2 separate regions of the Homo sapiens genome follow, and region 2 is linked to region 1. A link is an interaction called in ENCODE POLR2A ChIA-PET data of the cell type or tissue named here. Cell type or tissue: PC-9. All regions are shown on one strand. Each heading gives the region's core, and the rest is flanking DNA. Links, peaks and the distances in the headings are about the cores only.

What was found. Peaks named below come from ENCODE experiments on the same cell type or tissue, not always from the same donor. Only the 100,000 strongest peaks of a DNase experiment are listed, where the experiment ranks them.
Region 2: POLR2A ChIA-PET joins it to region 1 with 7 read pairs; 2 of 35 experiments call an interaction of 5 or more read pairs at or near these places.

What each region holds. Positions count from the first base shown.
Region 1 is chr5:9,910,533-9,927,272 of GRCh38, reverse strand. No RefSeq gene overlaps it. Among named protein-coding and RNA genes, the nearest start is that of LINC02112, 15 kb to the right of the region's middle. In PC-9, for the core only: no CTCF peak of the experiment used is centred there; no DNase peak of the experiment used is centred there.
Region 2 is chr5:9,647,569-9,664,308 of GRCh38, reverse strand. It overlaps LINC02112 (long intergenic non-protein coding RNA 2112), which reads left to right. Exons shown (of 13, transcript NR_027112.2): 10 at 4,328-4,408; 11 at 4,728-4,888. It also overlaps a transcript of TAS2R1 not described here. Among named protein-coding and RNA genes, the nearest start is that of TAS2R1, 26 kb to the right of the region's middle. In PC-9, for the core only: no CTCF peak of the experiment used is centred there; a DNase peak (open chromatin) is centred at 10,328.

The DNA of each region.
Region 1 (16,740 bases), core at 7,340-12,339:
TCAGCAGATTTTAGAGCCCTGTTGTTCAGATCCTTGTCAGAGCCACTTAGCTTTATGATGCGTGGCAGTGCTCCTTGAAGGAGCCAGTGACTCTCCTTGCTAACTCAAAGTTGAAGGCAAGGGAGGCTCACTTTAGTTTCTTAATCTAGTATTTGCTTAGTTTTTGTCATCTACTATTTTGTTCTCTCTCTTAAAGCTTTACATGGAGTCTTTTTGAAAAATCAAATAAAGCTACATAACACCTGCTTTCTTACATTTCTTCATCAACTTCGATGGAGGTGAATAAATTTTGACTTCTTGGCCATATTCTTTAAAAATTAAATTCTGGAAAGTTAGTTAAGGATGATTTCTTTCACATCTGAACCCTTTTTGCTTAAGCCATTTTTTCTACATTGTTTGCTTTACTAGTTTTCAAATACTATTCTTTTTCCAGATTAGGTCTCTAGAAGAAATTTTAATTTGTATTCTAAATTTCCATGGTTTGTTTAATTCTCTGGTAGATATGTATATGCATGTTTAAATCAATCTGAATTAAGCTTGAAATTGGACATTGAGCAGAGAATCGTGGCATGGCCACAGGAATCCCCACTCTTACCACAGGGCATAGGCAGTTGCAAGTGGGCACTAAATGCTTTGGTGTTGAGTTTTCAGGTAACTCAGGTTTATTTTGGACACTGCCATTGCCAGGACCTCTCCTCTTCTTGCAGATATTCTACTCTTTACTCTGCCTTATTTGTTAATACAAAACAGTGATTTCAAATCAAAGTAAATAATATCATTGGTGGCTCCATGCTGTATGCCAGTCATAGGCTTAATAACTATGGATGATACACAGCATTTTTAAAAAGTATCACTGCATGTTCCATTGCCATAGTCAAATAACAATGAAAGCCTTAAATATCAGTTTTTGATATCAAAACACTTCATGGTTAATTGGTGAATTAGTCATGCAAACAGTAATTACTGCAGGAAATCTAAGAAGGGAGAGATCAATTTAAAAATTATTTTTCAAAATGAAATGGATTTTAATTGTTTTTTATGCTTGCAGACATAATATGCACTTATTATAAACAGTATGCAGAGATGCTAAAAAGAATGAACCAGAAGTCATCTGTAATTTCTACATAGAGGTAACCACTATTAACAATTTAGGATATAGCCTTCTAGGCTTTTTTTTTTAGTTGTTGTTGTTCTATAGTAACATATCAGTTAGTCTTTGCTTCATTACAAACCATCTCAAAGCTTAGTGGCTTGAAATGCTAACCATTTAATAAATGATTCTGTCAACAAAAAGACTCAAACTCTGTAAAATGTTTGAAAAGATTTATTCTGAGCCAAATATGAGTGACCATGGCCTGTGACACAGCCCTCAGGAGGTCCTGAGAACAAGTGCCCAAGGTGGTTGGGGTGCAACTTGGTTTTATACATTTTAGGGAGGCATGAGACATCAATCAAATTACATTTGAGAAACACATTGGTTCAGAAAGGCAGGACAACTCAAAGTGGGAGGGGCTTCCAGGCTATAGGTAAATTTAAACATTTTCCTACTGACAATTGGTTGAGTTTGTCTAAAGACCTGGGATCAATAGAAAGAAAACCTTCAGGTTAAAATAAAAGATTGTGGAGACCTGGGTTCTTTTGAAGTCTTACAGTGGCTGCCCTTAGAGACAATAGATGACAAATGTTTCCTGTAAAAGGTGTTAGACTCCTACTTAATCTCCTGAGGATTGGGAGGCCTGGAAGAAAAAGATCTAGCTATGTTAATAGAGATTCTTTACAAATGTACATTTTTACCCAGAAAGGACAGCTTTGCAGGACCATTTTAAAATATGGCAAAGAAACATGTTTTGGGATAAAATATGTTGACTTTCTTCTTTGTCACATAGTGTTATATGCCATATTGGATTTGGAAAGTAAGTCACGATATATAGGGTTAAATAAAACCCATCTGGTGAGAATTTATAGTTTGTAGGGTATGACTCCCCAGACCCCTTAGATAGGAATTTGGGCAAGATAAAAAAAATTCAGCATAGTCTGCAATTATTAAGGTTGCAATTTGGGCTGGGTTCAGCTGGTCAGTTCTGGTCCAGGCCAGTCTCAGGTGACTGCAGCTGTTGAATGGTGGTGTTAAGTTGCCCATGATTTGCAGTAATGTGCCACCATGTTTCAGTCCATGGGTGCTCAGTAGTGAGAATGAGGGGTCAGATGCACCCAGAGGTGGTGTCGCCTGTTCAGAATGTGAGAGGGAAGTGGGAGGGGGCAGCTCCCCTCAACCTCAGCTGAGCTTGGTCCTGTGTGGGCAGTGAGCTGGTGATGGGTCTTGACTAGCATGGGTAGGAGAGCTAAATCCTTTCTTCAGTGGCTTCTCTTGCTGCACGAGGCTGCTTGGTCTGGTTCACAAGGCTGTCTCAGGTTTCAAGAGCAGCAGAAAGGCAACTCCAATACGCAAGCACTTTTCAAGTCATTGCTTAAGTCATGTTTGCTATTGTCTCACTGGTGAAAAGGAAGTTGCATGACTAAGCCTAGAGTCATTGTGAAAGGAACCATAGAAAGGCATGAATACAGGGAGGCATGAACAAACTGGGCACACTACAGAAACTAGATCTACATAGTTCTAATATTTTAGCACAATGAGATCCTACTATACACTGTTCTAGTCAGGGTTCTCCAGAGAAATGGAACCAATAGGAGGTATATGTATGCACAGAAAGATATTTATTATAAGTAATAGGCTCACATGATAATAGAGTTTGGCAAGTTTCAATATCTCACTCACTCCAGAGTGAGTTGGCAAGCTAGAGATTCAAGAGAGCTGATGGTTTAGTTCCAGCTCGAGTCTGAAGGCCTGAAAGTCAATAGGGCTGACAGTATAGTTTTAGTCTGAAGGCTGGCAAGCTCAAGGAAGAGCCAATGTTTCAGTTCAAGATCAAAGGCAGGAAAAAGTCAATGTCCCAGTTCAAAGGCAGTCAGTCTGGAAGAATCTTCTTTATTTGGGGTAGGGGCAGTCTTTTTGTTCAAGTTCTTGGATGACTGGTTGAGACCCACCTACATTAGGGTGGGCAATCTCTTTTACTCAATCTACCAATTTAAATGCTAATCACACCCAAAAACATCCTTACAGAAATACCCACAATTATGTTTGAACAAATATCTGGGCACCTTGTAGCCCAGTCAAGTTAACATATTAAAATTAACCATCACACATGCTATTGCAAACTCTGCTTTTTAATTTTAAATATATGTCAAGGACCTTTTTTTGTGTCTGTAAATATAGTTGGATATCATCATTTCTGATGGCTGTATAGCTTACTATTGATATAATTTCTATTCTATTGACAAACATTTCTTATATTTAATTGTTATATTTTATAATGAAATTTGATGTGTATTAACAAACTGTCCTCTGAATAATTTTTACATTCTCACCAGAAAGTTTAAGAGTTTGACTATAATACCTTCACTAACACTGACTGATAGTTCATTCAGAAAATATTTAGTGAGCATCTACGTGCACGGCAGTATTTCAGGAGCTTGGTATGCTCCTTAAAGTATCAGAGCAGGCAAGGTTCCTGCCATCATGAGACTTCCATTCTAGTGGCAGAAATACACAGTAAGCAAACAAACACATAGCTCAGCAAAGTACCATGACAGGTGGGGCAAAGGATGTCAATGGTGTAATATTATATAAACATAAAGGGGTGGAGGTAACTATTGTAGACAGGATCATAGTTTTTATTTTTGCCAATCTAACTGCTAGAAGGAGAAATCACTTTAATTCTGAGTGGGAAAGAAAAATCATATGAAGAAAGTTGAATTTGAATTGGATTTTGAGGTATACAAAATAGAGTTGGGTTAGACACTTGGCACAAAGACTTCTGGAGATTTTGCATGACCAAAATTGTTAGGGAGAAAAACTCAGGGGTGATTAATGAAGGATGGGTCAATCAGTTCCTTAAACCAATTTTAGAGAAATCAAGTAGGTGTCCCGTCCACATTTATGTCAAGCTGTCTGAAAAATGTTATTGTGTTTCTGGGTTAAAAAATTATGTATATTGAGTTAACACCACCTGATTATACTATGTGTTTCCTTTTCTAGTGACATTTGATCATTTGGCTTGAGTAATCTGAATTTTTCTATTGATGAAACTGAATTTTCAAGGTAGAAATTTTGTTCCCTAATTCAACACTCAGCTCACAATAGGTTCCCTCAAATGGTAAGAATGGATGGTTGGGCATATCTCTCCTACCACAGATGTCAAGTCTGTATTTTTTAGGTCACAGTATTTGTAACTTCATGTTTCATCTTTCAAAGCATAACTATTTTTTGTAAAATGGTTCCTGCAATTAAGATACATTACCACCAGGAGGCAGTAGTGGGCCCTCATTGCACCATATAAATCACCATATGGTGAGCAGGGTAAGAAATCAGCAGGTCATTTTATTATAAATGTTGATTTTTAAAAATTTGAGTTTAACATTGGCCTGAATAATCTGTAATTACTTTAGAGTGGCATGTAAAAAAAGATAAAAGCCTAAGATGCAATTTGATGCCTTTCTCCTTTCCAACATGTTTCTAGAGATTGTGATTCAAATGATCCTTTGTAATTCACCATGAATATTTTATAGCAAAAGCCCAATGAGAACTCATAGCAGATCTGCATTTCAGTCTGTTGGTGCCTCAGGCTGGCCAGGGCTGGTGTAAATGTGGTTGCTCAGGGCATAGCTGCTCATCCACTTCAACAGGTTGAATTTTGCTACATAGCAAAACTCAGTAGAAAAAAATTAATCTAATCAGTATCGCATTTTGCCTGTATGCATATAAAGTCCCTAGATATTTCCTAATTACAAGTTTTCTGTGTTTACCTCTTTGTTTTTAGAAGAACTCATGACTCAATGTCCCCTTTAGCTATTTTTCTTCTTTAACTAGAACTAAGTATAACCCAATTTGCATTGGATGCTTGTTTACTTCTCCAGCAAGCTCTAAAGGGTAGCTAGAGCTTAATATAGAAGCTTAGAGTAGTAAGAAAGATGACTTTTCAAAATTGTTTTCTTCAAGGTTTATTATATTTCTTATATACAGCAAACCATTTTGAATAAAATTAAATTATGGTTTTGAAAAAGAGATTTAAACTGGCTTTTGTTATCATCATTAAAAAAATTCATTATCCAAATACCTAATGCATGCAGGTCTTAAAACCTAGATGACAAGCTGATAGGTGCAGCAAACCACCATGGCATATGTATACCTATGTAACAAACCTGCACATTCTGCCCATGTAGCCCAGAACTTAAACTAAAAAATCAAAGTAAGTATCACCAACCGACCCTCCCAGCCTTCAGTGTGCTCTGAGCCTTAGGGGCAAGAAGAGGGTTTGTCAGATGATAAGAAGAACAAGACTCAGCTGCTGGGCTTGTGAAATCTTATCAGGAACACTGGGACAGAGGTCAAAGGGGAGCAAAGGCAGGAAGCACCCACAGTGGCCTCTGAGGCTAAATGGGTGCAAGCTGATGTCTGACTTAGTCTCCCACAGATATACAGCTTCCATCCCTATAGAGGCAGGTCTACCTGGGCCACTACCTGGACCACCTTGGTCTGAGGTGGAATACTCTGAAGTTCAGTGGGTCAGTCACTCATTAGGACCATTCTCTTTGGAAACAGGCTCTTGAACATCTGCCCAGGACCTCCAAGTCTGCAGTGGATGGAGGCCACATGCTCTGACCCAGCTTCTGGGCATCAGGAAACACCACTGAGTTCTCTTGGTACATTTATGGGAAGAAGCCAACATCACTTTTCTTATTCCTTCTTAAATCTTTGACCCTGGGGTTGTTCCCCCAAGAGGCTTTAAACAGGAATAAGGGGGCTGATTGGCACCAGAGCTGGGTCTCCTGTTGTGCAGCCTCAAACAGTGAGTTGGTAGCAATAAGTGAAACTCATGGAAGATGTTGAGGCCAAGCTGGACACCAGTGAGCACTTGCTGGCTGCAGGAAGCCTAGCAGCCCGATGGTGACTGTACATCAGAAGGGGACACCTCTAGACCCTGCCCCTGTGGCCTTGGTGTTGGGCCTGGTACCATGATCGTCATGGGAGAAGGTACTATGGGGGTGGGGTGGGTCTTTGCATATAAGCCTTGGAGAACTGGAAGACTTTGCGACCAGTGCAGAGTTCTTGGTGCAGGGTTAAAGTCTGCGAATACAGAGCTCCTCTATGGGGAGTGGGGAAAGCAGTCCATTTATGCTGAGATTTTCAGTGGCATCCACAGGAATCAGCATCTCTGACAGCTGAACAGAACGGCACTCACACTCATGCTGTGTGTGGCTCTCAGAAACGGCTCCCAGAATGGGGTGTCACAAACCACCGGAGAAGCTCTGGGTGCTAAAGCCAGTTGCCCCCTAGTGGGGTGTGTGTTTTAGGCTGGACAGTATGCTGCATTCTCCTTCGGACTTCAGCAGCAAAATGCCAGGTCCACCTTCTTTGAGGAAAGAGTGAGACACTGGATATATAAACATACAAACGGGCAATGGTCAGACTATGCGTAAAAATAGAACTGCCCCGCAGCCTGCAGCAACCAGTCCAGAAAACCAACTTGTTATCTGCAGTAATCAGCTCAGAAAGCCAGCCTGCTCTCTAGAAGTCAGACTTGTAGGAAGTCAGACCACTATCTCTGTCCTTTACTATTATTATTATTTTTTTTTAGAGATGGGGTCTCACTCTGCTGTCCAGGCTAGAGAGAGCAGTGGTGCAATCAGAGCTCACTGCAGCCTAGAACTCCTGGCAATCCTCCTACACCAGCCTTCTGAGACTATAGGTATGCACCAACACACCCAGCTAATTTTTAAATGTTTTTTCTAGAGATGGGGTCTCTCTCTATGTTGCTCCAGCTGGTCTTGAACTCTTGGCCTCAAGCGATCCTCCTACCTCAGCCTCCCAAAATGCTAGGATTACAGGCATGAACCACTGCTCTCAGCCCAGACCACTATCTCTAGTAACAATTCAGGAATCCAAAAATGGCATCTCTGGTAATCGGCCCAAAATTATGAAGACTTGATTCACAACTCACAGCATTCCTAATTTTTTTTTCTGACTTTAAATTTAGGACCAACCTGAAAATGTCAAATATACTTCCTTAACCAACCAGATAGTATGCCATCCCAACCAAACCTTTTTTAGAATACAAGAGTAAAAGAAAATTCAAATCATGCTGTTTCCACTACTCAGATGGGAACATACCATTGTTTTGTTCATTCTTTCAACTTTTGAAGTGTATGCTGTTTATTTTGTTGAAAGAGCTAAGTGCAGGTGACCCTGGTGAGAGAGGGTGACCCTGGTGGTGTAGCCCAGTGTGGCACACTGCCTGCATCCCCACTGCTGGGGCTCTGTGCATTACTGCCCTGTCTCAAGAAACCAGCCAAAGACACCATTCCATAGAAAGGAAAATCAATAAGTAATTTCTTTCCCCCATGTAGCTCTGTGGGTGGCAAGGACAACACGCAGTCACCCACGACTGTGAGGGAGAGTGCCTTGAGCGAAAGGCAGTACACCACGTGGCTCTAAATGAAAATAAAGACAAATGAGGAAGCCAAAAAAGGCCCAAGCAGATAGATGCTGATGTGCAGAGAGGCATTTTTCATTGGCATTTAATTTTAGTTCACCCAGGCACTTTTGCATCACGGCTTGGTGGTGGTGGAGCTATAATTCTATTTACAGATCAACAACACGGAATATTTTACAGGGTAAAGGGTGAGTCTCGAATTTCTTGAATGAGAATCTTTCCCACGGCCTCCTCATCTTTCCCAGTTTGGAGAGTACTTTACAGAAATTGCAAGTAAGTGATGAAATGTGAGTGAGAAGGGAAGAGAATTCCTCCTGTGTTTTCGAAATGGAGCTTGCCACACTGTCACCTATCATTTTTTGCTTCCAAAGCATTGCCACTTAAACGGAGCTGATTCAGCTGAGTTTGAGGAAACGGTAGCAACATCAAGTTAAAGAAGCTAAGTGATTTTTTTTTGGTTGATACATGCCTATTTCTTTGTTGCTTTCTGAAATAAGTATTGTAGTCAACGCTCTTCATGGAGTGGAAAAATATTTAGTCCTAAAACATTTTTCAACATTTTGACTAATGGGATCAGCCTAAATAAATGAACCCAAAGGCCTTCAACATTTTTGACAAGAGTAAACATTCTTTTTCCAGGAAAACTAGCAAACTTTTTTTCTTTCTGACTTGCTTTTCCCAGTAGGTGCTGAAACAACATTGCAGATATAACAAATATTTTTAATTATATCAAGATGATGAAGCAACGGAAAAGTTCTAGAAACAATCCTTAACTCATTAATAGAATTAATGGTTGCTTTAACGTCGTCTAACTCGTTTTATTTTCTCTGTGCTGAGGAGCATGGAATTGTCATGTAAATAATGTCACATCTGTGCAAACAATTTAAAAGGTGTTCTCCAAATTCACATTTAAGCTGTCATTTCTCTTATTTTGTTAACGGTTGTCTTCCCTGAAGTTTTGGCCCACCTCACGTGGGAACTGCATGTTGACCCTGTGTGGAACCCTCATCCCTGTGTGTGTTCGAGAATCTGAAGGGACTGCACATCAGTGCCTTCTGGAATTAAGATTCTAGCAGCAAAGACAGTTAGCAAAGGCTCGTATAAATTTCCTTAGTGTTCCTAGCTGGCTTCGTAACACTTTTAAAGGTAATTTAATTTTTCTTTTCGCATTGGCTGAGTTTGTTTTTATGTCTTAATGTTTGCATCCCGAAGGTCCCTGTGGCCTCCTAGCTTTCAGATTATTCTCTGTGGACCTGCGTTAGATATCTTTGCATGCAGAGGCTGGTAGTGGCAAAGGGAAGTGATTACTAGGGAGTCATGACCATCCTGATCCCTAAAGCAACCTCTTAATTCAGTGCTTGCATTCAAATCCTGCAGGCTGGATGCTGAAACTTAAGGGTGTTCTCTTGTATAGTAATGCTGTTTCTAGCATTGCGTGTTTTGTGTAGCTATTTGCTATTGGCTTATACACACAAGTAGATGTACAGGCACTTGTGTTCGCATGTACACACACACAAACACACACACACACACACACACCCTTCACTGGGAACTTAATTAGCAATGCAAACCCAAACTATTCCTAACAGAACAAGGACCTATATTTCAAATCTTTTAGATACTACAGGCACATGTTTCACATCATTTCATTAAATTCAGGCCTAGCCACTCAGGAATGCAGTTTCGTTTGCTGGATGGTTATTTCCAAGGTACCTTTTGTTCTGCATTCAAATCATCTTAAATAAGTGCACAATTTATGGTTTCGCACAGTGGCATCATCGGTCTTGCTACAGTGCCGTATCCATCAGGCACTCGTATTCAGCACCAAAGTAACTGCAGATCAGGTTTTAGCATCTCAAGGATGTGAGGGCTGGAAAATATTTTCTCCTGTCACTTGAGTTCTGGAGGAATAACATGATAACAGTTTTCTAGCTCTCTTCTCCACGCTGCATTATTAGAGAGGTTGTTGTCAGTGGAGGCATTTTAGAGTGTGGACTGTGTGTGTGTGTGTGCACGTGCACACACGAGGCGTGCAGGGCAGTGGGGAAAGGAGGTTCAAAAGGACACAGCAAGCTCAGATACAAACCAAACATCTAGGTTTAATGATAATATAATTGAGATTCTGCTTTTATAAATGTTGGATATTTGGACTAGCTTTCTTGTTTCTCTTTCAACATAATTTTAAACTCATGCAAATGATCACATAGTACTGCTTACTGGCTGCTCACAGCTATCAGTTTCTGGTGGTCATACTGGCCAATTTGCCAAAATGGTTTGCATTAAACATATTTCACCTTGCCTGCCCAGATAACTGATTTCAAACCGTTCAGTCAGTGGCGACCTGTACGAGGTACTTGTCAGGGGTCCCTCTTGGCTGTACCATGATAACTCTGGAAGAGGGGTGGGGCGGGGTGAAGCGGTGGTGACTTCCCTCTCAGGGAATTTATTGTCTATGTGGGCACCACTGGGAGGAAGCTTCTAGTCCAGTGAACATTTACTGAGGACCTGCTACGGAGCGTAACTGTTACTTAAGGTAAAGGCTCCTTGGAATTACCTACATTATTTATATATCCCAGGTTATTCATCCAAGCATGGAGTGATCTCGAAGAGCATCATGACCATTTGCATTTGCTTTAAGACAGTTTGTCAGGAAAATGAAAGACTATGTGTAATGTTATTTTCCATCACTTCTGAATAATTTACAAATATGCCCTCGGAAGGAGTCTAGAGAGCTGTATGAAAATTTCCGATGGCACAGTGACACCACACAGTTGTCATCTGGAGCTCGTCCTCAGGTGGAGGCATTTGCAGAGTATGTCCCCTTTCCCCCTCCTTATCTCACAATAGAGAAGATGGACTTTTTTTTTTTTTTGAGACAGAGTCTCACTCTGTTGCACTGGTTAGAGTAGAGTAGCGCCATCTCAGCTCACTGCAACCTCTGCTTCCCAGGCTCAAGTGATTCTCCTGCCTCAGCCTCCGGAGTAGCTAGGATTACAGGCACACACCACCCACCATGCTCGGCTAATTTTATTTATTTCTTTATTTGTATTTTTAGTAGAAACGGGGTTTCACCATATTGGCCAGGCTGGTTTTGAACTCCTGATCTCAAGTGATCCTCCCATCTTGATCTCATAGTAATCGCCTGTGTTGGGATTACAGGCATGAGCCACTGAGCCCAGCCAGGCAGATGGACATTTGAAAGCCTAATTCGCTGGTGGCGAGATCACAGAGAAACTAATGCATGTTTCTTCTTCCTTACCCATTCAGTAGTCATTCATTTATTCTATGATTACGGTTCGAGGAACCATAGTGAGCTATAAAGATAAGAGATCATTGTTTTCTGGAAACTTGCCAGAATTTTTTTTAAATGTAACAACATATGTCCTTCAAGATAGCCTTTTGCAAACAAAACAGAGCAATATTTGCATTTAGAAATGAAATGTGTTTAACTCATTATTTTATTCATGCTGTGCTGATTGAGTGTCTATTACATGCCATCCTCTGTTCTAGGCACTAAGAGTAAAGCAGCAAGCAAACTGCCTCTCTTTCTACCCTCTCCCAGAGAACACTCTAGATAGTAAAGAAGATAAAGCACAAAAAGTAAAATACCAACCCCAGCACTTTGGGAGGCCAAGGTGGGCTGAGCTCTTGAGGTCAGGAGTTCGAGACCAGCTGGCCAACATGGTGAAACCCCATCTCTACCAAAAATATTTTAAAAATTAGCCACGTATGGTGGTGTGTGCCTCTATCTCAGCTACTGGAGAGGCTGAGGCAGGAGAATCACTTGAACCTGGGGGGCGGATGTTGCAGTGAGCTGAAATTGTACCACTACACTCCAGCCTGGGTGATAGAGTGAGACTCTACCTAAAAAAACAAAACAAAACAAAACAAAACAAAAACGTAAAATACCATGTAGCATAAACACTAAAAGGAAAACTAAAGGAGGCATGGGGGCTGAGGGTGAGAGGGACCCTACTGTGGTTGGGGGTGAGGACAGGCATTCTCACCAGGGAGATGTGAGCAGGACCGGGATATCCTGAGAGAAGCCGGGCAGTAGATACTTAGGGAGGAGTACCTTGGCCTGGAGTGGGCCAGTGTGAGACTGCTGAAGAGAGTTATCTTATAAAAGGACTATCTGATGCTCCTTTGTCAGCCAACAGGCAGCCCTGAGGGAACTGCCCCAGAGCCGCAGATTTCAGTCCAGTTCTCCTTGTCCTGCTTGTACACAAAGCCGGAAGCATCCCTGGGTGAAATTGTGCCTTAGTAATTTTTTAGTATGAATGGAGATTAAAAAACAACACATCTTGTCAGATGACCATAATCTCCAATTCTGGGACTGTCCTGAAATGGCCAGGTTGTCTGGAGTAAGACATTAATCTTCCTGGCTCCATTTTCCTTCTGTAAACTGAATTGGATAAGATGGCCTCTGAGGGCTCCAACAGTTGTGAGCATCTCTCCGTGTGAGCACATGTGCCTGTCTCCATGTAAGTCAATGTACAATCTCCATGTAAACCTCATGCATCTCTCCATGTGAGCCTGTGTAATCTCTCCATGTGAGCCTCATGCATCTCCTCATGTGAGCCTCATGCATCTCCTCATGTGAGCCTGTGTAATCTCTCCATGTGAGCCTCATGCATCTCCTCATGTGAGCCTCATGCATCTCCTCATGTGAGCCTGTGTAATCTCTCCATGTGAGCCTCATGCATCTCCTCATGTGAGCCTCATGCATCTCCTCATGTGAGCCTCATGCATCTCCCCATGTGAGCCTGTGTAATCTCTCCATGTGAGCCTCATGCATCTCCTCATGTGAGCCTCATGCATCTCCCCATGTGAGCCTGTTTAATCTCTCCATGTGAGCCTCATGCATCTCCCCATGTGAGCCTCATGCATCTCCCCATGTGAGCCTGTGTAATCTCTCCATGTGAGCCTCATGCATCTCCCCATGTGAGCCCGTGTAATCTCTCCATGTGAGCCTCATGCATCTCCCCATGTGAGCCTGTGTAATCTCTCCATGTGAGCCTCATGCATCTCTCCCTGTGAGCCTGTGTGCATCTCTCCATGCGAGCCTGTGTGCATCTCTTTATGTGGCCCCACGTGCATCTCTCCATGTGAGCCTGTGTGTATATTTTCCTATAAGCTTGTGTGAATTCTCATCTTGTAAGCTCCCATTTAGCCTCTGTACACACATATCTATTCTCCTCTTGTGAACTTGTGGCAATCTCCTCTAGTAAGCTTGTGCAGTATTAAAAACTTGTGAGCCGTGGAGGTTTATAATAATGCATCGTTGAGGACCCAAGGCCTTTGAGCACTGGTGGGTGTGCACTGCCTGTAAAAATGGTCTTTCCTGGCCGGGTGCAGTGGCTTATGCCTGTAATCTCAGCACTTTGGGAGGCTGAGGTGGGCGGATCACGAGGTCAGGAGAGCGAGACCATCCTGGCTGACACGGTGAAACCCTGACTCTACTAAAAATACAAAAAATTAACCAGGAATGGTGGTACGTGCCTGCAGTCCCAGATACTTGGGAGGCTGAGGCAGGAGAATCGCTTGAACCTGGGAAGCGGAGGTTGCAGTGAGCTGAGATCATGCCACTGCCTTCCAGCCTGGGCGATGGAGCAAGACTCTATCTCAAAAACAAAAAACAAAAACAAAAAATAAAAGGTCTTTCCCTAGAGCTTTCACCCAGGTGTGATTCCCCAGAGCTTTCATCCAGGTGTGATTCCCCAGACCTTTCATCCAGGTGTGATCACCCAGACCTTTCATCCAGGTGTGATCACCCAGACCTTTCATCCAGGTGTGATCACCCAGGGCCAGGAGATCAGGGATTGTCTGTCTGGGCACCACCTGTGGGCAATGCCTTCTTTGGGCCCTCACCTGGGCCTTCAATAGTGTGTGCTGTCCAGACAGTGCTCACACTGGCTTTCTAGGAAATGGTAGCATTGGTGTTTGTTCTGGTCAGCCTGGCAAGGCCACATAACCACTGAGCTACAGGAGAGGGAGCCCCTTGAAAGAGAAAGACAGTCCTGTCATCCATTTCAGTAACCCCTGGCCTGGCACACAGTAGACACTCACTAAATATCACCACTGAGGACTGCCCTGAACTTGGTGCCCGATACCCAGCTCTGATGTGTTCCTTGCTTGGTAATTGTCTGGTCAACAGTAAGAGGTGGTTGATGGTTAGTTATGCCCTCAAACCTTGTGTGATGATTAATACTGAGCGTCAACTTGATTGGATTGAAGGATGCCAAGTTTTGATTCTGGGTGTGCCTGTGAGGGTGTTGCCAAAGGAGATTAACATTTGAGTCAGTGGGCTGGGGAAGGCAGACCCACCCTGAATCTGGGTGGGCATCAATTAACTGCCAGTGAATATAAAGCAGGCAGAAAAACGTGAAAAGCTTAGACTGGCTTAGCCTCCCAGCCTACATCTTCGTCCTGTGCTGGATGCTTCCTGCCCTCCAACATAGGACTCCAGGTTCTTCAGCCTTGGGACCTGGAGTGGCTTCCTTGCTCCTCAGCTTGTAGATGGCCTATTGTGGGACCTTGTGATGGTGTGAGTTAATATTACTTAATAAACTTCTCTCTCTCTCTCTCTCTTTCTCTCTATCTCCTATTCTGTTCCTCTAGAGAACCCTGACTAATACACCTTGCTACTAGTCTGTAGTGAAAGCAAGTCTTGAACAAAATTTGCTATCTACAGAAAGCAGGCAAGATAACCTTGAGCCTGATAAAACCTCAGCTCTATGTCCTTCTAGAAGAGTTCTGCACACCTTGTGGGGAAGGCTCAAAGACACATATGTGACGGTTTTCCAGTGACTGAACCCTGCCATCCTACTAGGCTGCAGACATCCAGAATCTTCCAATTTAGTTTCTGCCAATAGGACCACTTAGGGTTAAGCTGTGGTGCTGTCCCCATGGGTGTGGGCTTCAGACTTAGAATCTGCTCTCTAAACCCCAAAGCATGTTACTGTTTTGAGGAAGAAAGATTAGGAATCCATAGCTCTTTAGGTATGCGCAGACATTAACATTTTAGTGGCTCAAAAGGAGTCCCATTTTCTCATTGGCAACTTTCTGTTTTAAAAAAAATAGGTAATCTAACTTGTATGAATATGCTTTTTCTTCACCTACTCCTACTCCCTGGGGATCCTCTAAAGCTATTTTCCTTATGATTGAAATGTGTTGTGATTGAAAATGTTATTCATCATAACCCTAGCAGAAGGCAAGTTCCCATTTCAAAATCTTTTGTGCTGGAGGGAGGTGAAAAGTGAGGGTGCTATGAGCAGGAGGGTTGGGAAGAATATGGAAGAGCAGAAGTGGTGGTTGGGGAGAGAGGGTTGGAGCCGAGGTGGGCGGCATGCCACATGGCATTGGCTGCTGGCCGTGTATTTGATGCAATATCCATCTACCATTTTCCCAGAGGAGCTGCTTCCTACCCATGGGGTCCAAGAGCTCACAAGGTGGAGGAGGAGAGACCCATGGCTCTCCCAGGTGGGGGACAACAGTCATGACCTATCTGAGAGTTCCCAGGAGAGTGTGCCTGCTACCACATCTCAGTTCTGCTGGGCTGGGGGAGGCCAGGCAGGTCCTTGGGCTACTTTTATTCCTAAGTAATGACTTCCATCCCTGCCACAGAGATGTGCTTTCTGTGCAGGGACCCTGCCCAGATCCCAGGGAGGCACAGTATACAGTGGTGCTGCTTTGGTACCCAGCTTCTGGTGTTTCATTGAATGGAAGCCAACACCCAGTGTGTGTCTCTCTTCCCTCTTCAATCCCAAAAGGCACTGAATCTATTTAACTGTGCATAAATTGATTATGAACTTGACATCAGCAATCTTATGTATGTCTTAATCTTGAATTGTGTACACTGGTCCTATACCCTAATACATGTGTTAAATTAAGTCTAGTCTAAAGCTGGTTCCTTACGTATTTTAGGTTCAGCCTAAAGGTCTCTCTGTACATAGTAGACTGTAACCTAACTGGATGTGGAAACAGACCATAACCTACTCTTGTGCCAATCATTTAGTTCTGGCCAGTCACCAAGTTTTGGCAAAAGGCAGCCAACTATTGAAACCATGTTCAAATAAGGCAAACACCAAGCTGTAAACAGTTGGCAGTTTGTGTACCCACTTCTGTTTTCTGTCCATCAGTCTTTGACCATGCAGCCACACTGCAGCCTCTCTGAACATATTCTGGTTCCAGAGCTGACTGATTCATGAATTGTTCTTTACTCAATTAAACTCAATTGAATTTAACTGGTCTAAAGTTTTTAACACGTTTGTAAAACTTTGGATTGGATTGTAAATATACATTTTTTTACAATTTTGTGGTTGTGTAGTATTTTCGGTTGTTAATTTCAGTGTGTGATTTCTTTCTGTATTTCTTCTTTTCGTACCTTCCATTCCTGCCAGAACTGGTTCTGTCTGATTTTTTCCAGTAAAAACCCTGTGGCAGGATAGAGAATGAGAAATAACCTGCAGTGTGAGGAAGAGGATTTAGGGTATTATCATTGACAGAATAATAGCCCCTTCAAAGATGCCCATGTCTTAGTCTTTCGAATCTATGGATATGTTGCCCTATGTGGGAAAAAGGGACTTTGCAGATGGGATTGACAATCTGGATGGGGAGATGACCCTGGATTATCAGCGTGGGAACATGGTAATCACAGGCATTCTTACATGAGGGAGGAAGAGAGTCAGAGGAAATAGGATGAAAGAAGCAGAGGTTGGAGGGGTGTGACTGGGCTTTGAAGATGGAGCAAGGGGCCATGGCCCAAAGAACGTGGGCAGCCTCTAGAAGCTGGAAAAGGCAAGGAACCGATTCCCTCCAGAGTCTCCAGAAGGAACACTGGATCTTAGCTCAGGGTGGTGCATTTGGGATTTCTGATCTCCAGAATTATAACAGATTTGTGTTGGTTTAAGCCACTATGTTTGTGGCAGTTTGTGGCAGAAGCCATAGGAATTGATACAGACACCACAGAGGAACAGGAGACTCACATATGGGGATTAGTGGTTCGCCCAGGCTCAGGGGACAAGGGCAAGGCAGAGGCTGATGAGGGGTTCGTGGGTCCTGAGACCTTAGGCATCCACATCAGCTTCCCAGGCTCTAGAGGGGAGTGGCTGCAGTGGGGGATCCCTGCAAGGGGGACTCTGGGTTATCCTGGCCCACAGGCCAGAGATCCGGGGCAGGAAGGGTGTCT
Region 2 (16,740 bases), core at 7,479-12,478, 260 kb after region 1:
ACATCTGATGTATTTGATATAACAACCTCTGCTTTTCTGCAGAACTCAAAGGAGGCTAGACGGTGAAATGAATTCTAGATAGTGTTAATTCAGAGATGATGGCCCTGCTCGCTTGTTGGGGAGTGCCAATATAGAAGAGGTGGAAGGGAAAGCCAGCCTGGGGCGATGAGGGAGGCATGGTTCGATAGGGGCTGCTGAGTTTCCTAGGAGTGCCACAACAAACCACCACAAACTTCCATGACTTAAAATAACAGAAATGTATTATCTCACAGTCCTGGAGATGAGAAGTCCAAAATCAAGGTGTCGATAGTGTTGGTGCCTTTTGGAGGCTCTGAGGGAAATCTTTTCCATGCCTCTGCCTAGCTTCTGGGAGCCGTGGGCAATTGTTGGCATTCCTTGGCTTATAGATGCATTGCTTCAGTCTCTGCCTCTGTCTGTGCACAGCCTTCCCCTCTTCTCTGTGTCTCTTATCAGGACACTGGTTGTTGGATGTAGGGCTTACCTGGGTAACCCAGGATAATCTCATCTCAAAATTTTTAACCTAATTACATTTGCAAAACTTTCTATCCAAATAAAGTTGCATTCACCAGTTCTAGAGATTTTTCTGAGTGTCACATTCAACTCCTTACAAGGACTGCTACCTAAAACTTTTTGAGAATAGCACATAGCTTTATAAATGTGGGATACTAAGAGAAAATAAGAAAGCAAGCTCAGTATAGCTAATTAACGTGGGTAGCATATTAAGTTAAACAACAACGACATAAACCTTCCCTAATTTGGGTTCAGGTAAATATTAGTATAATCTTCTACATGAAGTGAAAAACTTCTTCTTAGAAGAAAAAAATTTACGTCTCTGAAAAAGTTGAGCTATTATAGGCAGCTGGAATTTATAAATCTCTCCTCCTCCATTGTAGACTTGCAAATATTCTAACATTAAATATAAGAAAACATTAAGAAATATAATACAATTAAAATATATTTCTACTTTGATTTCAGTTTTTAAAAATTTATTGCCTTAGTTGAGTCAGACAATTTTAGTTGGAGATTGTAGTGATTCAGTATTATTTATCTTGTCATTTTTTCTTTTAGCACATATATTGTTTGTAGAATCATCTTTTTTTGCAGTTTGCATGAGATTAAGCTAATTTCCAATTATTATCCTGATAACTTTATGAGTTTTTATATATAATAATGCTTTATAGTATAGAATAGCATGCAAATATAACGTAGAATTGTATTGACTAAAGAAAGTCACATGATCACATTTAAGTGGATGAAAGTACAACCAGAAGGAGAAAAAGACCATTTGAGAACAGCCCTAACTACCACAGCTTTGAATTACAAAGAAATGATAATGTACTGACTTCAAAATGACAATTGATTTTTTGATTCAGTTTGTAGATAGAATCCCTCCATGTCTGATCAAAAGTAATTGGGTATTGACAAGTGAATTCTATTTATATCATTATCTCTGGAACAAATAAGAAAGAGTATTCTTAACAAAATTTCTTACGGAAATGACAAAAACACTATCAATCTTCTTGTTCTTTCTTAACTGAGTTATAGTCAGAGACTATCATTTCCAGAACACGGATAGAGTTTTGGGTAGTTCCAAATGTTTGAGCTGCCTGTGACAAACTATTAGATTGATGTCACGTATGGGTGTGTGTGAGAGCATGCATGTATGTTGTGCTACCTGTTTGATCTACTTATTCTCACTTGAGCTCTCCTCTTTCAGGCACCTGTAAGAAATCACCTCCAACTCCGCTGGAGTTAGATGTGGCCATATGACTTACTTAGAGTTGGCTGGGAGTGACAACTGTCACTCCTGGATGGAAGTATTTCATTTCCTGCAGGCCACTTCTCTGACATTTTCCCCTTGGTTCTGATAACCAGCACAGCATGCTCTGCGTGGCAGAATCATCCATCACTTTGCATTTTGGAATGAGCAGTAATGGGCAGCAGAGCCCCCAGTGAACCACGATGGCCATGCAGTGGGAATAAAAATAAATCTTTGATATTTGGGGGTAATGATGGATTATTGAAATAGCAACAGATTCTTCCCACCACCGTGTGTGCCTTTTTGCAATGTGACTTATTGCTCTTCTCATCAAGGAGTAGATTTTCTTTCTCTACCCGTTTGGAATTAGGCTGGATTTGTGACTTGCTTACATCAAAGGGGACTGAGAAATGGCATGGAGGCTGTTCTGAGTAAAAGCCTTCTGAGGCTTCACAACTTCTGCTGACTGCCAGCACCCACAAGCAGGCATGTGAATGGATTTGTCTTGGACCATGCTACCCCATGGTGCGGCTACATGAGTGACCCCTGGTGAAACCAACAGAAGAACCTCTAGCCAAATCCACTCCAAACAGCTGATACACAGAACTGGGAGGGAGTAAACCTGAGCTGTTTCAGGCACTAAGTTTGGGTGGTTTGTTTGAGGCAGAGATAATGATGCAGCATAAACTAGCTTATCCTGATTGGTGCACATGTGTGTATATGTAGTATAAATCTGTGTATATGATTTACGTACACACACTGATATATGTATACATCAAATTAGTTCTTATCACCAGGCTAGATAAGGAATGTGATCTAGTTTTCGTTTTATAAACAAGGAAATTCAGATGTTCACTGAAATTCTCCTCATTTGTATCAAGATAATTTAGCAGATGGCTACATTAAAGGGATCTTAAAAATAGACTTGAGGAAATCATTCTCTAACAGTGAATTCTTCCTGTAGACAACTGATATTAGAACCAGATTGCGATGTTGGAAGATCAGTATCTATGTTTTTCTTTCCTTCATCCTGAGGCATTCCAGAATACATTTTTTCAGTCGGTGCCAGACGTGATTGAAACCACCTTTAATGTCAGAAAAGAGAGCATGCATTCACCTTCAGGATTGTGTTTAGGATTATGTCACTCCTAAATGACCCTGCTGTGATTAGTCAAGCCCAGCTAATTTGGGCTGAAATACAGCAAGGAAATCTACTGATGCTTTTAGTATAGAAAGTTTAGTATAAAAGGTTATAGAGGATTACTTTACAAAAAGAAACTGGAGTTCATGCTAAGAGGCTGTGGCTAGAAAGAACAGGATTTGTTAAAGTGGTAAGGTTTTAATTAGAAGTATAACTTGGATGAAAACTGTGCATTAGTTTTATGTTGCTGCCATAACAAATGACCAAAAATGTAGTAGGTTAAAACAACAAAAAATTATTATTTTCTAATTCTTTAAATCCAGTACAGATTTCCCTAACCTGAAATGAAGATGTTGGCAGTGCTGTGTTCCTTTCTTGAGATTCTAGGAGAAAAAGATCACCTTGTTCATTCAGGTGTTGGCAAAATTTAGTTCCTACGGGTGTAGGACTGAGGTCCCTATTTGCTTGCTGGCTGTCAAGTGAAGGCTGCCCTGAGCTCCTATAACTTTTCTCAGATCCTTGCATGTGGTTCCTACCTCACAGAACCAGCCATTTGCACTGAATCCTCATGCTGCTGTCTCTGTGATACACTTCCCTTGATTCCCCTTCCTATTTTAAGAACTCATGCAATTAGACTGGATCCACTCAGATAATCAAGGGTCATTTTTTTCCCATCTCAAGATATGTAGCCTTAATCATATCTGCAAAGTCCCTTTTGCCATGTATGGTGACATAGTCACAAGTCCTAGGGATTAAGACAGGGATATCCAAGGGGGACTGTCATTCAGCCTGCCATAGACTACCCAGAGGCACAGGATGTTTGGATGCATGGGTTTTAAGGACGTTGCGGCCATTGGGTTTCATTTCCCATGTTAGTCATCTTTTAGGTATTAGCTCAAAGAACAAACCAATTAAGAAACCTGGGCACCTTAGTGACTAGTAGGACATGTTCTATATAAGGAAGAATGAGTTCATATTTGACCCTATTTTTTATCTGTTTAGAAATATTTCAGGCCGGGCGTGGTGGCTCACGCCTGTAATCCCAGCACTTTGGGAGGCCGAGGCGGGTGGATCATGAGGTCAGGAGATTGAGACCATCCTGGCTAACACAGTGAAACCCCGTCTCTACTAAAAATACAAAAAAAAAAAAAAAAAAAAAAAATTAGCCGGGAGCGGTGGCGGGCTCCTGTAGTCCCAGCTACTTGAGAGGCTGAGGCAGGAGAATGGCATGAACCCAGGAGGCAGAGCTTGCAGTGAGCCGAGATCGCGCCACTGCACTCCAGCCTGGGCAACAGAGCCAGACGCTGTCTCAAAAAAAAAAAAAAAAAAAAGAAATATTTCAGGATTTTCCATAATGCCTTTTAATTATTCTTAAAAAATATTTTTAACTACTTCATCCTATTTAGGAACTCCTTCATAGATGAATGCTTGGTGTTATTCATTACCCAGTCTTGAGGGACTCACTGGTGAGCTCGGGGCTCAGGGAGGTGAGTCTGAATCTTGGGAGTTTAAGGGTCTTCACTGCAGTGAAGTATTTCCCCACCATCACTTTCCTGTGGTGGGGAATGGTCCTTAAGTGTAGGTGATTAGAAATTATGAGGGAGAAGTCATTAAAGCCAAATCTGTTGGTGCTATCGTGAGAGTCTTGTTCAGGCAGGGTAATATAAAATGGAATCCAGTAATAAAGTGATAATCTTCTATTAGGCCTGACCCCTTATGACCTAATAAAAATGTTCACGCCATGTGTTTTTCTTTCTAGTATCTTTAAATAGCTAACATTTCCCTCCCCTGTTTCTCATACTGCAGTAGACCTGACTGGGGAGCTAAGTGATCTCGTGTGACTCTCTATGCCTCGTTGCCACCAGCGTGGGCCATCTCCAGGGGCTCTCAAACCGATAGAAGACCTTGCGGTGTGGGAAAACAGCTCCAGAGCTTCTAAGCTGAGCGGATTGTTCCTAGTGAGGAAGGTGAAACCTGAGATCTATTATTAAATGTGGGGCTGTCATTCTTCTCCCTAGGGCAGCTGGTCTAAGTCTAGAGTGGTAGTCATAATTGGGGATGTGAAAGCATCTTTTCAGAACCCAACCTCACTAACTGCAGTCCCAGAGTCTCAAGAGAGAGGGATACTACTCATTCCCATGGGGGAGTAGTTCATGGGGTCCCTGTGCTCCCCTGGGTCACACGGGTGTAGGGTGCAATTGTCCACTTTGAGAGTCCACCAACTGGTTTTACCCATTTTCTCAGAGGTTATCAAGCATTGTGGGTATGAGTCTTGCTAGAAAGACTAGATTTATTCATTAATAACAGACAGATTTATTAAACCTGGATGCCAATTTGCTAACTTGCCACAGGGGATAAAATTTACAGGCATGACAATACTTGTATCCAAGGCAACCTCTTCTGGAAAGGCAGAGTATAGACTGAGAGCAAGGGGAGTGTGAGGATTTTGTGGAATGCTATAGTCATACTGTAACTTCTGTAACATCTGAAAATGATGCTGTAGTGATTAAAAGACCGTGTTGTGCTGTTATGGTGGTTTTACACTAAATGATATTCCTTGGTTTTGCATTTCTCTAGATTCCCAGCCGTCTTGTCATGAGAACACATTGCCTCATACTTGCTGCAATAGAGTTGAATAAGTAACAGCTTTTAAATTGGATTATCAACTCACATTGCTACCAAATACGAGCATATCAATAGCAAGTCATTTGGGGTAAATTAATTTGATCCACGGGTAACTCATCCATTATTGATTATTTACTAGATTTAATTCCAGAACATAACTGGGGTGCTTTATTGCAACACTTACAGTGTGCTGCAATCCTTGTTCCACTCAGCATGCAGCTCTCAGCCGAGCAGCACTGGCAGCACCGGTGAGCTTGTCAAAGAGGCACATTCACGGGCCCTAACACCAACTACTCTCTTGGGATGGAGTCCAGGAAACAGCTTTGAGAAATCTTTCAGGTGATTCCTTAAAGTATAAGAATCATGGTTACAACAGTTATATACATGGATTCTAGGGCTATAATGCGTGCGTTTGCATTGTAGCTATCCCACTGCAGGCTGCGTGCCCTTGGGAAAATTACTTAACCTCTCTGAGACACAGGCTCCTCATCTGTAAAATGAGATTTCATAATAATTCTTCCCTCACAGAGTTGTGAGAATTATCTGGTCAATGCATGTAAAGTGTTTTCTGAATACTACCTGGCAAATAGTCAGCACCCTGTATGTGTTAGCTACTATTATTGCTTTCATTCCAGGGGTGATAGATTGAGAATATAGAAGTATCTGTCTTAATTGCTCTGATGTGCCTAGAGCTCAGCTTCTGAAAGGTGGCGGGATGAAGGGGAGGAGCCCTGGATTTGGCAGGAAGACTGAGCCACTGTGTCAGCCCTCATCAGTTCTAAATCCTTCAACAAGTCAAGTCTGTGTGACTCTGATTTTTCCCCCAGTCAGATATGTCAGCTTTGTTGTTTAAGTTACAGTAAAATATACATAACATAAAATTTACCATTTTAATCTTTTTTCAGTGTACAGTTCAGTAACACTAAGTGCATTCACATTGTTGTGTGACAGATCTCCAGAACTCTTTTTATTTTGCAAAACAGAAACCCTGCACTCATTAAGTAACTCCCCATTCCCCACTCCCCGCCAGCCCCTGCTGACCACCATTCTACTTTCTCTAAGAATTTAACTACTCTAGGAACTTCATGTTCCTGAAATAATACAGCGTCTGTCTTCATGAGTCTGGGTTGTTTCACTCAGCTTAATGTCCTCCATGTTGTAGCATGGGTCAAAAATTTTCTCCTTTTTGAGGCTGAATATTTCATTGTATGGATATACCACACCACACCTGTCAGTTTTTCAGATCACTTTCAATCCTCTACCTAAACATCATCTTGTCTCTTGTCCTGCTGAGGCTCTATCAGGAGGAATAGTTTAGGCTGGTGAGCAAAGCAATCAGAGCTCGGTATTTTTAGTAGACAGCAAATGAAACGCTTAAGGGAAAAGGATCTAACTAAGCTAATTGCTTTAATTTTAATCCTGAGTGGAACAGACTTTTGAGATGTAGCCTATGTAAGTCAAGCTTTCAAAGCACATGGTTAGTTTTTTGGTTGTTTGAAATTACATGATTAATTGAATTAATTAAATTGAAATTAAAACTAGGAAATATCAGGATCATAAAATGAAAAGAAAAATTAAAAAAACTCATGCATAATTTCAGACCCAAAGAAGACACACTACATTTTAAGTTTCTGGAAGTTTTATTGTATATTTTGTATTGTATATATTGTATATTTAAAATTAAAATTAGATCATATTACAATTGTCTTTATTGATAGACTTTTAAATTTAACATATTGTGAATATGTTTTTATATCAATAATTGCAAGTCTATATTATATATCATCGTTAAGTTTTGAATTATATTTTATTGTAATTTATAATTTATTCAATCACTCTTAAGGTTGTTTTATCTTACAACCAATGAACAAAGAGATGCCATTAACAGGTATTCAGAGACATATTTCTGATAATTTTCTTAGAAAACATTGTTCAAGACTGAACTGCCAGGTCAAAAAAGTTAAGCATTTTTATGAGTTCTATTAAATGTTGGCAAATTACCTTCTGCAGTGGTTGATTTTATATGTCAACTTGACTGGGCCACAGGGTGCCCGGATATTTGGTTACACATTATTTCTGGATGTGTCTGTGAGGGAGTTTCTGGATGAGATTAACATTAGAATCACAGGTTGGAGTCAATCAGATTGCCCTCTCCAACGTGGCTGGGCCTCATGCAATTTTCTGAAGCCCTTAATAGTATCAAAGGCTGAGCAAGAAAGAATTATTTTTCCCTGCTTGTCTTTGAGGAAGGACATTGATCTTCTCCTGCTTTAGGAGTTAGACTCAGACTCAGAGTAGAACTTATCCCATCGGCTGCCCTGGTCTCCAGCTGGCCAGCTGCAGATCTTGGACGTAATCATGTGTGCCAATTCTTTTTGGTAAATTATTTCTCTCTACATATGCGATTGGTTCAGTTGCTCTGGAGAACTCCATCTACTACATCTTCAGAAAACATTATAACTGTTTATGCTTCTACCAGTAGTGAGTGAAAGTGCCACAACTTAAATCTTGCTGATACTCGATAATTTTCTTTAGCTTTTCCCAATTTGAAAATGCTATATTACTCAATAAAACATTCAAGGAATATTTATTAAGCACCTATATGTGCCAGGTACTGTGCTTGGTAGGCACTTGGACTGTAGCATTGCCCTTACAGAACTGATTTTGTGGGGATTGTAGGAAAACTGGATAGTAAGTGCAGTGTGATAAGTGCTCTGCTAGGGGACGTACTGAGTGGTATAGCATTGCAAAGCAGGGCTCCTATTAGCATTGAGAGTCAGGGGAAGCTACCTGAGAAGTGGTGTCCAAGTTGATAACTTGAACATTAATAAAAGTTTCCCAGGCATTGAGTTGAGAATCAGTGGTTCTGAAAAGGAAAAACAAACAAATTAAAAAAAAAAAAAAAGAGAAAACCACAGAGGCAGGAAAAAGCAGAAGCAGGGTCAGACATGGTATGTAGTTGTTTTAATTTGTATTTCCTTGATTTCTAGAGAGTCTAGACACTTTAAGACACTTATTGAGTGTGTGTTTTTTCTTGTGAATTGTTTATTCCTATATTTTGCCTGCTTTTTAAAAATCCAAATATACAGTATTTTCTACCTATTTCTATAAACCCTTTTACATTAGAGATATATTAGCCCTTGGCCCATCACACATTTAAAATTTTGTTTAAATTTTGTTTGGGGCTTATATATTTCTTTCACAAATTGCCTATTTATAACTTTTGTTCATTTTTCCTTTCAGATGTTCATCAGTTTTTCATGTTTTTTCAATTTTGAGATTTCTCTCTAAATTAATTAAATTTAATTAAACTAAACTAAGTCTCATAGTCAATGATTTTTTTCTCATTATTACTCATCTTTTATTTATAGTCTTTTTGATCCTACAGAAATTTAAATTTTGAAGTAGTTATATTTGTCAGTCTTTTCCTTTAAATGTTAAACCTTTCCCAATTAATTTTTATTGAGATACATAAGAGACTTATAAAGTTTGTACTGACAAGTTTTGGAAAATACATGCCTCATGTAACCATGATTACAATCAAAATGTAGAACATTTCTCTTCCCTGAGAAAGGGCCCTCATGTCCTGTTCTAGTTCATTCTTCCCATAAACCCTGCAGGCCTCAGGACATTCCTCTTCTGATTTCTATCACCATAGGTTAACTTGGCCTATTCTAAAACTTCCTATGAATGTAGTCATATAGTGCATTCTTTGTTGTGTCTGGCCTTCTTCCTAATGCAGTGTTTTTTTGTTTCACCCATGTTGTTACATATTTTGGGCTATTATAAATAAAGCTACTGTGAGCATTTTTATAACAGTCTTTTTGTGGGAACATGCTTTCATATTTCTTGGACAAATAACAGGAGTAGAATTGCTGGACCACAGACACAATGTATGTTTAACTTCGTAATAAGTTGGCATACTGTTTTCCAGAATAGCTGTATTATTTTCAGTCTCACCAGTAAGGAATGGAAGTTTTTATTGTTCTGTATCTTTACTAAGACTTGTTTCATATTTTAATTAATTTCCATGTAAATTCTGAGACAATGGGAACCTAACTTTATCTTTCTCTAGTGGCTTAACCACTTGTTCATATAATACTGTCTTCATCAAATAGGTCATAATTGCTCCATTGCTTTAAATACCAAAATGATTTTATGGACATTTTTTCCTTTCTGGACTATGCACTTATTCCCATGGGCTGATTATCACTTAGTTTTCATCATTGTTGCTTCATAATACACTTAGGTGTCTGACAGTGAAAGTCACTCTTTATTCTTTTTTTTTGTTCCAAAAGATTGCTGACTATTCTCATGTGTTTAATCTTGCATGGAATTCAGGATTATTTTAATTAAAATGCTATTTTTTATAAGTAAAGGAATGGTGGAAGGCTAGAGAATAAAATTACAAGATTGTTCCAGCCTTCTAAAAATTTTTGCCCAAGAAAATAACAGCACAAAATATTCTTATTCTTCTTCTTATTATTATTATTTTAAAAAAGCACTAGGTATTATTCTTACATAGAGAATGCAGGAAGAGTTTTTCAAAAATTCTTTACCTAGCTAGAGTTTATAAGTCTTTTTAATTAGAGCTTCAGGCATCATGGAAATTCCTATAGAAAGTAATTTTAAAAGTTCTCTACTTCTTGGAATCTATTTTTGGAAGGGAATTTACATTTCTTGTTAATCTGCTCCAGATATGGCTGTGACACTCTCATGGCACGCCACCAGAGCAGCTCAGCTGAGCTGTCTGACTCAGCCCTCGGCCTGACTTCATACAGTCACCTACAGATGAAGCAAGTCTGTTACCAAGAGATTATTTACTAACCACAAAGCCAGCTGTAACCTTACCTGCAGACACAGAAATCACTTGTAACCAAAAAGCTTGGTTTTAGGAGAGAGTGGTTGTGGCTCCTATCAAGCAAAGAACAGTAGATGTTGAATATTTGGGAATAGCTCTTAGTTTGAAACGAATTTTCAGATATATTCATTAAAATCTATGACAGTAAGTGATACAGTATCATGCACTTCTTTTGTTTATGTTTTCTGGAGGTTAAGATCCTAGGAAATCCAAACAGAAAGTAAGAGTGAGCAAGTATATAGAGACATTGGAATGGCTGTGCACTATGGATGGGAATGTAAAATGGTGTCGCTGCTGTGAAAAACCGTATAGTGATGATTCCTCAAAAAATTAAAAATGGAATTACCACATAATCCAGCAATCCTACTTCTGGATTTGCACTCAAAAAGCCTGACAATAGGGTCACAAACAGTTATTTGTACACCCATGTTTATAGCAGCTTTATTCACAACAACCAAAAGGTAGAAGTAAACCAAGCATCCATCAACAAATGAATGGATAAGCAAAATGTGGTCTATACATAAAATGGAACATTATTGAGCCTTAAAAAGGAAGGAAATTCTGACATATGCTACAACATTGGTGATAAAAAGGAAGGGAATTCTGACGTATGCTACAACGTGGGTGATAAAAAGGAAGGACATTCTGACGTATGTTACAACGTGGGTGATAAAAAGGAAGGACATTCTGACGTATGTTACAACTTGGGTGATTCTGAAGGACAACATGCCAAGTGAAATAAGCTAGTCACAGAAGGCAAAATACTATATAATTCCACTCGGAAAACGTATATAGAGTAGTCAAATCATAGAGACAGGAAGCAGAAAGGTGGATGCTAGCAGTTGGGGTGGGGAGTAGGAAATGGTGAGTTATTGTTTGATGGGTATAGAGCTTCAGATTCCAAAGTGAAAAACATCCTGGAGGTGGCTGATGGTAACACACACTAAAATGTGAATGTACCCAATGCCACTGAATTGTTCACTTAATGTGATTAAAATGGCAATTTTTATGATATGTGTATTTTACCACAATTAAAATAATATTTTTTAGAAAAGTAAATGCAACAGAAGAAAAATGCATATCTCATTTGCACTCACTCAAATGAGATAAGGATTACCTCTGTTGATACCATACATATGTTTATAAAAATTTGCATTGTAATCTTTTAGAAAATGAAATGCAACAGATTCTGAAAAACCATTAAAGTTCATTTTATTTGTCAGGGTATGTTAATCATAAAACAAACAAGCCCTGAATTTGAATGGATTAATACAATAAAAGCTTACTTTTCTCTCTTATTTCTGTCCATTGTGTGTGTGGTGGGGGCAGGCAGCCATGGTAAATCTCCATCCCATTATTCAGGAAGCCACATCCTTCCGTCTTGTGGCTCCCCCTCCCTATAGCTCCTTGGAATCCTCTCTACTCAGCCAGTGAAGAGGAAGAGGATGACGATAGTAACTGGGTAGTGTTTATGGGCCCAGCCCCGGAGTAGCCCACATTGATTCTAGGCATGTTCCATTGGCTGGACTTTGTCACAGAGACACACATAATCCAAGGGATCCTGGGAAGTGTTCAGCTGTGTTTCCAGGAAAAAGAGCTGCTCAGATACTCATGAGAACTGTAGGTCTCTGCCACAGACGATGTGTAGTTGGGTCCCACTAAGAGCGTATTTGGTGAACGTCTTTCTGGAAAGTTCAGTGATCTTCCTAGCAGTGGGAATTGTGTAAGAAAGATATGTCTCATGGGATGCAGAGAGATACTATGTCTCCATGATCAGTCCCATCTCCTAACATGATAATATGTAGTCATGTGAATATACATATAATGATTTCAATAACCCACATTTTGATCTGAAAATATATTACCTCAGCAACAGACCTCTAAATTTCCTTCTGACACTCATGCAGAGTGACTTTTATAGTGACAGTCATGACAAAAATCAGATCAAGTTCATAGACATGATGAATGGAACAGTGATGTGTGCCACTGGTACAGATGGGGAGATGGACGCCCAGCCGCTCAGGGCTTGTTGGTGGGCTGAAGATGACTTTCCCATCTCAGATGCTTGGCACTGAAGTGGAATGGGAATGAATGGAGGGCTTAGAACGCTACTGAGTGGCAGTCAGAGCTTTGGTGAGTCATAAGTTGCTTCTGGTCTCCGGAGTGTTCTTCATTCTCATACCCTCACCAAGGATGCTCAAGATCTACACAAAGCTGGAGCTGCACTCACTCAAATGAGATGGATTTACCTCTATTGATATCATACATATGTTTATAAAAATTTGAGTCGTACTCTTTTAGAAAATGAAAGCTTTAAAATCTGTTATGGATTTCTCCATTAAATATGCTTATATTAACATGAAAAAAATCTTTGGGAATATGAATCATCATTTCTCAATTTATCTTCTTTGTCAGATCAGTATTTAGCGTATTAGGTGTTCTTAAGTAACACTCATATTATTGGACTATGTCACATTTTTCTTCTGGAAAGTCTTTTGTTGCCTATTTCTGGTTTGGCTATGTCTCTCCAACCCAAGCCCGCAACTCCCTTCATAGTAGAAAGTATTTAAATAATTACCCCATCATTTAAAACATAAGTCACTGCACAGATTTATGTTAATTAGATTTAATACCACAATGAGGATTAATCCAGTGATGTATATGTGAAACGTAATATCATCCCTCCCCAGGACTGCCAAATCGATCACCTTGAGAGCATCTGTCTGAAAGGAGCTGATGACAGAATATGTTCAATTTTTCCATTTGGAATTTCTCCACACCACAGCACAGTCTTTTGAAACTTTTTATACTCTGAGTCTGTCAGAAGCAGGTAGAAGAAATCTTAATACTTTCTAAGTGTTCAGAACAATAGCCATTTCATGAATTACTTCCCTGCCAATCTTCAGGTTGCATTCTCTGGTGGACCTTTCTGCAGTGTCATTGATCAGCAGTTGTATTTTTATTTTAAACATTTAATTATACATTCATTCCATAAAAATTTGTGAGCACCCACCATGTGCCAAGCACCATCTAGTTACTGGGTATATAGCAGCGAAGAAAAATAGTTTATGTTCTAATGGAACTTTATATTCTAGGAAGAGGGACAGAAAATATGTTGGATAGTAGTAAGTACTAACCAAATAAGGAGAACAGAGCAGTGGAAAGGGATGAGGAGAATGCTGGTGATGTGGGGTGTGATAATCGGACCAAGTCTTTTGTGATGAAGTGAAATTTAAATAGAGATGAATTAGGAGAGGTCATGAATCCATGTGATTCTGGAAGAAGGAATGTTCTAAGTATGTTAGACTTCAGACTTCACGGACAGCATATGTGCACACCACCAGGTCCACCCTGGCCTTGGTGTGCTGTGTCCAACAAAGCCCAACATAATATTAGAGGCATAGAGTTGTGTAATCCCCAATGTAGTAGGTCTGTAGCTACATAGAGAATCCAGGTAACACTGTAGAAATGGGTCTGTCCGTCCTACATAGCCGGGAGTGTATAGAAAATGCACCACACACACACACAGTTTTTATTGTGCCCACCCCTCCTGCACACCCTTTTTTCCCCAGCATTCAGGGGCAAATGCAGAGGCTGGTTTAGGAAAAAAAAAATTCTTTAATTTTGAAAAAAGTTTCCTTTGGCAAAGGCAACCACAAACAAATCCAGCAAGTACGTAAGATTATATCTCTTAAGCAACGTTAGAATATATTGTTTTCTATCATCTTAGAATACAAATTTTTCTATTGTATTCTTTATTTGTAAATCTTGAGCAAGAATTGTCTCTAAAAGTTTTTGGAAATCACTAAATGTCTTTTATTCTTCTACTACTAATTTTATTTTTTATATTAAAATTTCCAGGGCCAATTCCAGACTATATAACAATCTCCCTTTGTGCTGTAAACTGCTTATAATTAAGTTGGCTTTTTAATTGGAAATTTACCTGCAGACCAGTATACCTGGTTTAAAATAGACAGGCACATTTGTTAAGTATTCTCAGTTTTGGAAAAGTAATAAATGCCTATTATTTTAAAAATGTAGCCTCTCAAAACCTTTTCCCCCAAATGACAGATATTAACTCATCTGTTTGTCATGAATCTAACTTTAATAAAATTTTCTTCTCCTTGAAGCTATTGACAAAAGTGGATGCACTTTGCATAGTCTGACCTCTTAAATAACAAATGCAAAACAAATGTAAATATGCCTCCACTTTTAATGCATTTTTGCATGGTCCAGAACAATTTGCTAAAACATGCATGGGCATATTTGTGTTTCATTAAAATCCACATTTGAGATAACATGCCCTTGGACATGTTATTGCTGACTTTTTATTGAATTATAGGAAATTGGGGAAATAGAAGCTGATAATGCTACATTCCAAAGAGGTTGTAGGAAAGCCATTGCTCAGGAGTATTTTGAAAAGATAAGATGTAGCTGGAGTCTCCCTGTGCAACTACAATGAGGTCATACAATTAAAGATGCAAACTTCTGCACAAATATTTTGCAAATACTTCCAACTTTTACTAAATATTTTCTTGTCTATATAACATTTGCCACATTATGGCCAAAAGAAATAGTGGCAGATAACTTATTTCAAATGCAATTGTGATCAGTTCTTTGAATACAGCTCTTAGCTTTCAGAAACATTCTGCTGATCTCACACACTGCTAGTGGTACACATGAATTCCATGCATGACTTTTGGTAGCTTCCCGGTTTTGTTCGGTGGACAAAAAAATACAATGCCAAAGATCTGGGTGTATCATAATTCTGAGGACATTTGATAAACGAAGTCAGGTTAAGGTTGTTGTTAGTTGTAAAATACCTCCTCTGCAACTTTGGTCAGGTTTGTTTTTGATGTTGACCCTCGGAATTAAGCAAGTGTTTCTAGTTCTCTTTCAACAATTAGCAATTGTGGACCTCAGGTCAAACTCACTTTAAGCACTGCCAGATAAAAGAGTGTTAAGTCAGATTTTGCAATGAGCAAAAGGAAGAGGGGCTTTCCAGATGAGAAAAGTTGGAGACAGAGCTTCTCGAAGGATGCCTGGGCACCGACCCTGCCTTCTTCCTCTTCATGAGCCTGTGGCCTTGCTGTGGCTGTATTTGGCTTGAGGTCCATATGTATCCAAAAGGTCACTGGTCGGCCATGATATTTCTAGTTAAGGGCCAAGATTGTTAGTATAGAGTCTATACGTCCCTAGCTACCCCCCACCCCCGAAAAAAATGATGGAGATCCTGTAAGGGATTATTGAGTTTTTCATTTCGACAGTACCATGTATTGCAAAGAAAGTATCATTCCTTGCTGCTATCTCCCAGTATGAATGAATGTGGGGCCACTGGACACCGAGCTGAGGGATGTGGCCTCTGCTTCTGCTTGGGGTAACTACCTCATGTTCCCCACGATTCAGAGACCTTGACTCAGTGCATTGGGATCTTCATCTAACCTTACAGAAGACATTCATATGTCCTCTTCTTGTCAAATTTCAGGCCACCTGAAATGATGCAGGAACAATGCAGATCTGTTATATTGTCAATTTGATAGATTGGAAAAAAGGCATAAAAACAGATTTCTTAGTTTTAAGTTATTTATTTAAAAACTATTTAAAAGCTTTATTTATTCATTTAAAATTTTTATTTACTTAAAAGTTACCAAAATGCAACTTAAATGTTGAGGCCTGAAATGCATTAATTACAAGTCCCTATAATTAAGATCACATTTTTCTCTTGCATGTTGAAGTATTCTCTCCCCAATCCATACTGCTGTGTAGCCATGGCCACACTTACTTTCTCCATTTTAGATCAAAGAATGATGCATTTTGAATATAGCTGACAATAGTTGCTTTTGAGATACATTTGATCTCATCCTGTTTTATGGCCAAAAGTACTTTTTTCATGGTTATGTGAATTCTTAGGAGGAAGTAAGCTTTGTGAATCACTATGTTAAGTCGAACTAGAAAAATAAAGTTGACTAAAAGCCCCACCATGAATTGCTTGTTAACATTATTCAAATTTCTTCCTCTTCAGTAGAATCTATGATTATCTAAATGATGTTTCATGCCAGGCAGGGAGAATAGATAATAAATTCATATTATGTACTTAACGATAACAAGACAACATTCAGATTTGTGAATAATTGAGAAAGAATATTTCATAAAATGAATCTTCTATATTATCATGGCGTCTATCTGTAGAAAGTCTGATGTATACAAGAATAAATATTAATGTCTACAGAAAATTATAACTAAAAGTTTCCCTTATATTTCCCTTTCTAATATACTACTATTGTAATTTAAAATATATTGGACCAATTTTGCTCTATTCACGTGGCTGGAGGA